Linked DNA regions of Homo sapiens: region 2 is linked to region 1. A link is a loop called in an ENCODE intact Hi-C map of the cell type or tissue named here. Cell type or tissue: chondrocyte. All regions are shown on one strand. Each heading gives the region's core, and the rest is flanking DNA. Links, peaks and the distances in the headings are about the cores only.

What was found. Hi-C counts contacts between places; a loop is a spot of excess contacts. Peaks named below come from ENCODE experiments on the same cell type or tissue, not always from the same donor. Only the 100,000 strongest peaks of a DNase experiment are listed, where the experiment ranks them.
Region 2: a loop joins it to region 1, with 7 times the contacts of the local background. A loop is called at or near these places in 4 of 110 quality-filtered maps.

Annotation. Positions count from the first base shown.
Region 1 is chr9:135,154,341-135,159,710 of GRCh38, reverse strand. No RefSeq gene overlaps it. Among named protein-coding and RNA genes, the nearest start is that of OLFM1, 69 kb to the right of the region's middle. In chondrocyte, for the core only: no CTCF peak of the experiment used is centred there; a DNase peak (open chromatin) is centred at 3,015.
Region 2 is chr9:135,095,638-135,101,007 of GRCh38, reverse strand. It overlaps OLFM1 (olfactomedin 1), which reads right to left. Exons shown (of 6, transcript NM_001282611.2): 3 at 4,989-5,144; 4 at 2,503-2,722. Among named protein-coding and RNA genes, the nearest start is that of OLFM1, 11 kb to the right of the region's middle. RefSeq lists an enhancer at 2,378-2,879. In chondrocyte, for the core only: no CTCF peak of the experiment used is centred there; no DNase peak of the experiment used is centred there.

The sequences.
Region 1 (5,370 bases), core at 151-5,150:
AAAGACCAGCTGGGCTTTCCAGTCCCACAGGTCTTCGGGAATTGTCAAGTCTTATCCTATGTCCCTGTACAATTTGGCTGAATCCCCCATCTTTCTGTGCCTCAATTTCCCTGCCTTTAAAATGGAGGCGTTTGGAGCTCAGTGGTTCTCCAGCTTTGTTAGTGGCAGAAATTTCTTTTTCTCCAGACTGATCTGAAGCAGAGGAGAGTAGAGCTACTCTGGAAGAAGCAGGGTGGGGTCCTGAGGGCATGGAAATGACCAGAAAGGATGTTCTCTTAGTCCCTTGGGGCTTCAGTTTCCCCATCTATAAAATGGGGCTAACAAGGGCACCTCCCTCATTGAGTGGGTGAAAGGTCAGGGTGAGGCCATCCAGGTGAAGGGCCTGGGGCTTGCACCTGTGCTGGGTAACAGTCAGCCATCACCATTGTAATCAGCTTCCCTCCTACCCAGGGAGAGACCCCAGGAGGGGAGGGGACATTTCACATGGACCAGGTGCTATACAAACTCAGTGAACCCCAATTCCCCCTCTAAGTGGGCGCTCTGTATTTACAGGCAAAATTCAGAGACTCAGCTAATACAAGGGAATTGTCCAAGGTCACTCCAACAGCCAGCAGCAGTGACAAGGTTCATAGCACATCTGTCTCACTCCAGACAGCCCCTCCTTTCCCCATCCCCTGCCCACTTGGCTCCAGCCTTTTTGAACATCTCCCTGAAGCTGTGATGGCCACGCTGACCCATCAGCCTGCCCTCCATGATAAGCACTAAAATGATCGCCATGGGCATCCTCTGCTGGATGGGGCGAGTGCGCAGAGCCTCTGTCTGTATTCGGCTTAGTGGAGCCAGGGGATGCAGCCTGTTTGCACAGACTCTCGTACCCTAGGACTTAGTGGCACCAGCTGTGGCAGAGCCTGCCCCTTCGCTGAGTCAGCATTAGCAGAGTTTCTTGGTGTCTAGTGGGATTCTGTGAATCGTCATGGTGAAGAATGTGCATCTTGCCTGGAGAGACAGCAGTTTTTCATCCTTGGGATTTTGAACAAGCTCCTTGCAGAAGTCTGGCTGCCTAAGGACATCTGGAGCAAATTTAACACAAACTTTCACCATCTCCCCACTCCCAAGGAGGAGTACATACATGAAGACCCAAGTCCCAGAGCTTGTGGAGTACCCGTGTCTCATGGCTCTGGCTATGGGCAGGAGAGGCCAGCCTTGGGGATGGAACTCTTTCACCCTCAGGCTCTGGCCTCCTAAGATGAATGAACAGGGGAAACGGCTATTTCCAGAGCACTGGGAGGCTCCAACCCCTCTCAGCTGTGTAAAAACATGCCTGTGGTTCTCCAGCCTGCCAACCCGATGTGCCTTCATGTGTAACTCCGGACCTGCAGCCTGAGGCTGGGAAGGGCTAATTAGCCTCAGATTTTCCCAATTGTCCCTGCTTTTCACAAAGATCCATCTCAGATCTTCTCCTCAGTCATATCACCCTATTCAGGCTCATTCTCCAGGTGAGATGGGACACGTTTACTCAGAGGACAAGTCACCCTGCATGCATCAGTCTCAATTCCAGGACCAGAGGACATTAATAACTCCACTTCCACTCCCAGAAGATAGTGGCTCTGCACGCAGGTCTTGCTTGAACCTCGAGAACAAACAAAACTGCCTGGGGCTCCAGCTCCAGATAATCTCTCCAGCCCCATCTCACCACCTCTCCCTGAGCTTCGGGCAGTATTCCAGACATACCGGAAAACTTTTTGACAGATCACATTTCTAATTAAGTTTCTCTTTCCATGAAATAACATAGCTGATTTCTCTTCTTCTTCTTCTTCTTCTTCTTTTTTTTTTCATTTTCCAATTAGCATTTTGGAACTTAAAAAATGTTGGCCAGGCATGGTGGCTCACGCATGTAATCCCAGCCCTTTGGGAGGCTGAGGCAGGAAGATCACGAGGTCAAGAGATGAAGACCATCCTGCCCAACATGGTGAAACCCCGACTCTACTAAAAGTACAAAAATTAGCTGGGTGTGGTGGTGCACACCTCTATTCCCAGCTATTTAGGAGGCTGAGGCAGGAAAATCGCTTGAATCTGGGAGGCGGAGGTTGCAGTGAGCTGAGATCACACCACTGCACTCAAGCCTGGCGACAGGGTGAGACCCCATCTCTAAAAACAAGTTAAAGGACCATTATGGCAAGATGGATATAAGCTCAGACTTTGCTGTCATGGAGTTTTAGGTTTGAACCCTGGCTCTGCTACCCATCGGCTCTGCAGTCTTGAGCCGGGACTTACACTCCCTGATCCATGAAATGGGGAGGTAATAATAGTGGCTTCCAGGGTTGCTGTGGATTACATGAGATAGTGCATGGGGAGCATTCAGCATGAGCCTAGCACAGACTCATGCTGGAGAAGCAGTGGGTGCCCATGAAATTTTTATGAAGCATCCTGTTATGAAGATACAGAAAGACAAAAGAAAAGGAAAGAATGGAGGAGGGAGGGAGGGAGGGAGGAAGGAAGGAAGGAAGGAAGGAAGGAAGGAAGGAAGGAAGGAAGGAAGAGAGGGAGGGAGGAGTGAAGTAGTAAAAAATCTCCAACAGGGCCATTTGGGAGGAGAGACTAACATAACAACACTCTCTCTCATCTCAAATACTAGAGTGGGCTTTAAATTGGATTTGAGCTCTGACCCTCTAAAGGAGCTATTTCTAGAGTCTCCCTCTTTGAAAATGGAAGCAAAGATAGGACCCCAGCTCTTCTGCCTGAAAGCCTTGGAAGAGGAACGGCGGACTTGGAGCCACGTGGGAGGCTGTTCTCACGTCCTCCCGCTCGCTCTTCACAGACATTCCTAATTGATTAGCTCGTTCCCTTCCATCCAGCTTGGGCTCTGCCCCACAGGCCTCATCAACTCGGAGAGTGGGGTCACGCCGTCACGTGGATAGAGCTGGAGAAGATGGGAAATTCTTGGCCTCTTGGAGCTAAGACCTTGAGGCAGCTTGGGAGGTCAGCACCATGGACAGATCCCACTGAGGCGCGGGCTCTCGGACTTCTGGCCTCTGGGCGTTGCTGCTGCTTTTGCCTTTCCAGGGCCCTGCCAGCACCTGAGGAAGCATGGTCAGAGCACTGCGTAGGCGGGAGAATCATCCCATGCTCACACCTTACTGACCACCAGGCTGCAAACCAGAGGCCCGCAGTGGAGGAGAAAATGCTGAGCTTGCCAGGCAGTGCTAATGAAACTTGAGACCTTTCCTAAGTTTCTGGAGACCTCTGTCCCTACTCCTTTTAATCCAGTTTTCACTTCCGCATGCAGCTTGTGGAAGTCCAAAATCTGGTTATTGCCAAGGAATGAAAACTGCATATTTTTCCAAGATAGGTAAGTCCCATCCAAAGCTGGGGAGAAGATGCGTTGTCTCTGGGGGGACCTGGTGGCACTGGGAGCTTCTGCAGCGGTGGATTCATCCAACACAGAAGTAAATGCAGCTCTCTGATGTGTGCAACAGAATGCCAGCTACAGTCATCATCGGACGCCCCGTGCCAGGCCCGTGCTAAGTGTTCCCTGTGCATGACCGAGGTACCTATTCCTGCTCCCTTCCACGCTGTTGATAAAGCAATTTCGGGAGGATGAGGGGCTTTCTTGTGGCTGTGCAACCAAAGGGAGGGGCTTCGAGGAAGTCAGATTTTCTTTTCTATTTTTCTTTTCTCTTTCTTTCTTTGTTTTTTTTTTAGATGGACTCTCACTCTGTCACCCAGGCTGGAGTGCAGCCATGCGATCTCAGCTCACTGCAACCTCCACCTCCCGGGTTCAAGCGATTCTCCTGCCTCAGCCTCCCCGAGTAGCTGGGATGTCAGGCACGTGCCACCACACCCAGTTAATTTTTGTATTTTGACTAGAGACGGGGTTTTGCCATGTTGGCCAGGCTGGTCTTGAACTCCTGACCTCAGATGATCCACCCACCTCAGCCTCCCAAAGTGCTTGGATTACAGGCGAGAGCGACTGTGCCTGGCCGGAAGTCAGATTTTCTTTGCCAGAAGAAAACGCCTGCATGTCAGCCAAATGCAGACCCTAATGATCTGTGTTCCATCCTGTGACGTGAGGAGGAGGCTGTCCCCTGGGAACAGCATGGCAGGCATGCACCCAGTATCTCTCCTATCATTTTTCCTTGGCAGCAACAGTTTGATGCAGCAGGCCTGGCTGCCAGTGTTCAGATCTACACAGCACTGACGCAGGGACTGCCCATGGGACCCAGTTCCAGTGATGAGATGTAAGCAAAAGTCCACTGTGGGGGGCTCCTGGAAGCTGCTGGTTTCTTCATTAGAGGAAGCAGACTCAGCTGCTCACATCTTTTGTCTTTTACCCTTTCCCCTTCCAACAGCCTAGAATGTGAATGATGTCCGGGGCACTGCAGCTGTTCTGTGGCCATGAGGCTGAGAGTGGGACGATGAAGGAGCCTGCATCCATATTGTTCCTCTGGAGTCACCACAGTGGGCATGATGGCAGGCCTCTGGACTTATTGTTCTGTGGAAAAATAAATCTGAATCTGGACAAGCCCCCGTGGTCAGGCTTCTGTGACACACAGCTGAATTCCACCTCGACCTGGTCCCCCATCTCACTGGAGCCTCTAATGAAGGAATACATTTAGACCGCCCTCTTGGTCCTGTGCAGGACGAGGCCTTGGGAAATGGATGTGAAAACTGAACTGCTCCTCTTGACAGTTGCCTGGACCAGTTCTTTTCACAGACAGAAGGATACGAGATAGCAATGCTTAGCTTTGAGTGGCAGAATTCACTGCAGAGTTTCAAGGAAGCCTAATCTCCATCACAGAAAAAAAGCAGACTTGATTTTGGCTTTGCAGTTCACGAAGAATATCCTATCAGCCTGTTGGACTTGGAGCTACCTGCATCAGGATGACCTGGGGAGGCTGTGGAAATAGATTCCTGGGTCCTGCCCAGGCTCCCTTCATCACAATCCCTGAAGGAAGGAGGCAGGAATCTGCAACTTCAACAAGCTCCGGCCCCTTCCCCTTTGAGTCCTACACCTCTACAGTTGAGCTCCTGACCTGCTCCAATGTCTATTCTCACGTGGGATGTCCCCTAAGCCTTACAAAGCATGCATAGCCCCAGCCCCTCACCCAGCCCAGGGCTTCTCTTGCCATGGGATTTCTCTGACCTTTCCAGGGAAAAGGCCCCTCAGCTGCTACTCTTCCCCATTGAGAACGCTTAGCTCAGCCCTGAAAGAAACCGACATCAAACTGGCTGGAAAGAAAATTGCTGCCCCTGCAGTTTCAGGCAAATGTACAGCTGGGGACAGAGGCCTCAACGCATGGCCCATCCATCTTCTCTCCCTGGGTCAGCCACAGCCCTCCTGAGCCAGCAACCACTGCCGGCCCTTGACCT
Region 2 (5,370 bases), core at 98-5,097, 59 kb after region 1:
GCCTGGGAAGAGGGAGGAGGAAGGTCAGCAGCTGCTAACTCTATCTATGTGTCAATCATCTATCAATCAATCAATCAATCAATCAATCATTTATCTATCTAACTACCTATCCAGTTATCAGTCAGCTGTCATCACCTCTCTATCCATCGACCTACCTGCCTACCAGCACCTCCTCTGCTGGGCACAGTGCTGAGCTCAGGATCTGAAGGACTTCCATGAATTACCATTCCATGAATTACCCCAGAGCTCAGGGACTCCCTGCACCATTTTACAGAGGAGGAGGCAGCTGAAACTCGAGAGGGGAAATGCCTTGGGGGAGTCGCACAGCTATCGAGTGGCATTTACTACCTTACAAAACTGCCTCCTCTAACGGGGGAGCTCAGTTTGCTGTGTGTCAAGATTAGCTGGGTGCTGGCTACGGGCAGATGCCAGGGCCCCACCTGCAGACGCTCTGATTCAGCAGCTCCGCCTACGTGTCGCAGCCCTTCCAAAGAAAGAATTAAACGCAGAGGTGAAACCAGGCAGCTGCACTCCAAAGGTGGGAGAAAGAGGGCCTCTGGAGGCCTGTTAACCCTCTCTCTTTACTCCCAAATCAATGGTGTTAGCAGCCCAAGGACGGCCATGTGATCTCTTTCACAAGACCCAAGATTTTAAGCTGCAAGGTAAACTCACCCAGCTACTAAAAATAGGCCAAGCACAGATGGGAAGGCCAGCTCATCCGGGAGGGGTGGTGCCCCCTCAGAAAGGCCCTTGGCTTCTCACTATTTGCAACTTTTTACTCCAAATCCTCACTTTGCTCCCTTGATTCCTTGATTGGAAAATGTGGAGGTTTTCTCTGGGTTTCTCCATGATGTGCCCTGTCTATTCCAGGGAGGGAAGACACTGCTCATGGGGAAATACATAACAACAACAAAAAGACCCCACCACTGGATTCTTCGGAGGCCGAGGGAGACCCCATAAGTGGGAGTGTTTGGAGGTCCTGGAGAGAGGGGCAATGGTGAGGTCACTCAAGGTCACGATGGGTAGCAAGCCGAAGACAGTACCCAAGGGCAATAGTTATATAGCCCCATGATCGTTAATACAGCCCTATCATCATTAACATTCACACCAACTCCTAGAAAGTCAAACACTCACACCAACTCCTAGAAAGTCAAATTGGGAAGCCATGGTAGAGGCCATCTGGCCCAGACCCCCCTCCTGGGACTGTCTGAGATCACCCAGCCACTGTCATACCAGGGCTGGGCACCATGGAGCACAGAGCTGAAAGAATGCAGTTAGCAGCCCCCGTGAGACACAGCCAGCATGCACACATCAAAATGGATTAGTTCTCTGACTCCAAGCATTTCTTATTGTCTCTGTTTCGGGACTGGGGAATTTAAAGCTTTGTGCGTTCACTGAGGACACCTAGAAGAGCGTTTAAAAATCACCTAAATTGGGAACCTGGGAAACCAAGGGTTTGGCTGACTCTTTTCTTTCCCCTTGAATATTCTCTCTCTTCACCTGACTAACATTAGAGGTTTTTTTTTAAAGTGTTCTTTTTGGATGTTTTAGGTTTATAGTAAGGCACTTGGAGTGTGTGTGTGTGGAAGGGAGAGTAGAAATAAAAAGGTAATCCAGTTAGAACATCAGAGAAAGCCTGAGATAAACTTCATAAGGCAAAATCACCCTAAAATTACCCTAAGTTACCCTAAAAAGTAGGTAGTATGAAAACAACAACCTTTGTGTTATTAAACAAAAAACAAAAAACAAAAACAGCTTGGTGAGGACGGATGGCTAATATTTCTTAAGAAAAATTAAAAGTGGAATTGGGATTTGAAATGTGCTATTTAAAAGCAGACTCAGACACTAATGTGTTAATATTTCTCCTAGTAATTAACTGGAAAGTTGATAAGGTGAATGGGTAATCAATCAGAAATAAGAATCCAAATGGGTCACCCCACACTGGGGGTCTTTCTTAGGAAACACACCCGAGGAAGGGGTTCATTTGCTCAGAGGCTCCTCCCCTTCCAGGCTGTGAGCAGGGGCTCCCTCCCGTGCTGTGAATGGCAGCTCTACTGAGATGTGATTGAATTTTGTTCCCTTTTTTATTCAAACTATGCATGATTCAATATTTCAGGAGCTCCACCAGCCCCCGTTCTCAATCCGGAGGAATCTGAGATGTTATTGCCAGCCCTATTAAACTGGTGTCTTCAATGCACACACACATACGATTCACACACACACACACAATCTGCCAGATGGTATGCTATTTTTTTCCAGATGTGCGACTCAGCGGGGTCTGTGGCCTCTGCACAAGACCCGGCTCTGAACAATGCCCTAGGATGGGTGTGGCCTACGCTCCTCCTTTGCTGTCTCTCAAGGTAGACCTGCCCAGGAGCCCTAATCCAGCCATCACCTCGCGAAGCCAGGCGGGCGCTGTCCACTTCAGCACCACTCCCTAAGCCTGTGCGTGTGCCGGAGGTGGGCAGTGCAGCGCCACGTCCCGCAGGGTACTGGGCCTACCTAGTTTTTGCATGCATGCACGGAGCCTTTCTTCAAGATTGGACACTCTGCTCTGAAGTTCATCGTAGTCATAGGCGCCAATTTCCTCTTGCAGCTCGTTAAGCACTGACGTCAGATTCTGGACCTCCTCTTTAAACTGCAATACCAATTTGGCATCGGCCTTGTACTCTTCCAACACAGGTATCAAAGGCCTAAGTTCATCCATTTTCGCTTTTATCGCCTGCAAGGTTAAAATAAGCTGGTTCAGTGCGATGCATGCAAGAACTCTCACACCCTGCCTTGGCCTGGCTTCTCCCTAGGTGAGGGAAAGTGTGTATATTCCCGCTTTATTTACAGGCTTATTTGTTCTGGTCCAAATGAGTTAGAAGAGCATATTAAACAGTCCTCAGAACACCAGCATATTTGGGAAAGGTCTTTATTGTCAGTTTAGAATGCAACATCTTAAGGTTACATGCTTTGAGTCACATACACGAAGTTTTTTTTTTCTTTCTTTTTCAAAAAATGCATTGACAAGGGTTCAAACTATTCATGAAATGCAGCTACAGTCGCATGCAAAGGAGGATCCTGGTTGTATTCAAGGTTCCTTAGTGAAATGGTGCTAAGTATTGGAAAATAATAGTAAAAATGCATGGTGCAAAAAGCTCTCTGGCTCTCTTTCATGGTTACATGGGAGTGGACTGCTTCTTCAGTCACTGCAGCATTGAAAAAACTCTTTTAAGTTAGCCCTGCAAGTAAGAAAATGAAATACCGTTGAAGAACTAGCTCACTAGCCTGCCTGAAACAGACAGCCATCAGGAAACACATATTTGCATGGTCAGTTAGAAAAATCCCACTGTAATGCTCGAGTTAGTCAAAACAAACTGCTTTAAGAGTTATTGAGATTCCCTCGTCACAATTTCTGTTGGAATTTTTTTAATGCGGTTTAGCACAGTATAGGCAAGCGCTTGCTTTTCTTCCCCCAGAGCCACAGCACCCCAAAATTGGAAACTCGGAGAGATGCCTGTGTCAACAACGTTTGCCAAGATGAGCTACCTCCCAGTTGCTGAAGACACCCCCCTCGTTAGAGGAGTCTGCTGGCCGCAGAGAAGGGAGTGCTGGCTCAGAGACATAAATGCTTTTTTGGTTAGACAGGTCAACATCTCTCCCTCCAGAGTAATTCATGATGACCAGCCAGATGCGAGGACAAAAATGTCCAACTGCCTCTGATGAGCACAATCGGCTCATTTCACCTCAACAGGATTGGGCCTGCTATTATTTTATTTATAATATAGATTTATAATTTCATTAGCTTGCCATTTCATCTATTTAATGTATCATTTTTAAAAGAGAATTAGTTCTTGCCTCATGCAGGGAGCACATCGAAGAAAAACATTAGCATAAAAAGGACGGGAAGACAGAGACAGAGTACACCAGCAGTTTCTAGTCGGGCGAGGCTGTGTAATTTGACCTGTTCATTTACATCTGGGCTGGATTTCTAATTAAAATGCATGTATACCTTCATTAAGGCGGCATATAACGTTTCAGTCGAATCGCACTGAGATGGAGTCAACTGTGGGCATCTCTCTACCTGGCTGCACATCTGTATCTATGATTTTAGGTCAAACAAACACCAGTTTTAATGTCCAGAGTTACCCGGAGAAGCAGAACACTTCCCACGAGGTGGAAAGGAGGCTGGCATCTCTCTCTTTTTTCCCTGCAAGTCTATGGTATGCTTTGTCATGGCTAGATTAGGTCAGATGTGAAAACTGCCCTGAGAGATTCCTGCTCCAGAATGGCCCTCATCAATTCAGCTAATCTTTGGCTAATGTGATTTACCTGCAGCAGCTGCAGAATGACAAGGGCCAATAACGATGTCCCTTCCCAGCTAATATTCGACTTGGCTCGGGCAGCGCAGGATCTCAGACCCCTGGCTTCCAAACCACACTGACGGGGGCTTGGGGGCGAGTGTATGCTGCTGCCACCACTCAGGCCGCCCCTGTCAAGGTGGCTTCTGCCAAGCCAGGGCCAGTGGTGGCCTCCCTACTGCCAAGGGCAACAGTCCTTTCAAGGCACAGAACAACCTTTGCTATGCTTCTCCCTGCCCCAAATGACCATTTCTGTAGGGAAAGGGAGAGCATGAAGGGAAAGCACACCCAGCCTCAGAGGAGGAGAAGAAGGAGAGGGAGGAGGAAGAGGAGGAGAAGAAGGAGAGGGAGGAGGAAAAGGAGGATGAAGAGGATGAGGGGGAAGAGGAGGAGAAGAAGGAGAGGGAGGAGGAAGAGGAGGAGAAGAAGGAGAGGGAGGAGGAAGAGGAGGATGAAGAGGGGGAGGAGGAGGAAGAGGAGGAGAAGAAGGAGAGGGAGGAGGAAGAGGAGGATGAAGGGAGGAGGAGCAAGAGGAGGAGAAGAGGAGGAGGAAGAAGAGAAGGAGGAGAGGAGGGAGGGGAAGGAGGAGGAAGAGGAGGAGGAGGAGGATAAGGGGAGGGAGAGGGGGAGGAACATGCATACCTTAAACTGCCTGGCCAGGTGTTGCTTATGACTCTCCTCCACCTGTTTGAACTTGGACTCCAGTCCTTTCATTTGGTTCTCCATCTTCTCCACGTACTGCAAGTCTCTCTGGGTCCGCCTGTCCAAGACCTCTATGGATTGAGACATGTTCTGCACCTGTCAAAAGGGCAACAGGTTCAGCAAAACAGCCGCAGTAGGTGCCAGGCAATCTTCTCTGCCTGCTCGTACAGACATTGCCCTTTCCCACACAGCCAGCACACTGGGAACCAGAAGTGGCCCATGCATTATTTACAAGGTAATCGCCAGCATCGCGGACTGTGAGGACTGATAACTCCCCAAACACAGCAAATTGGTTGGGTAAACATTTTCTTTGCCAACCTGT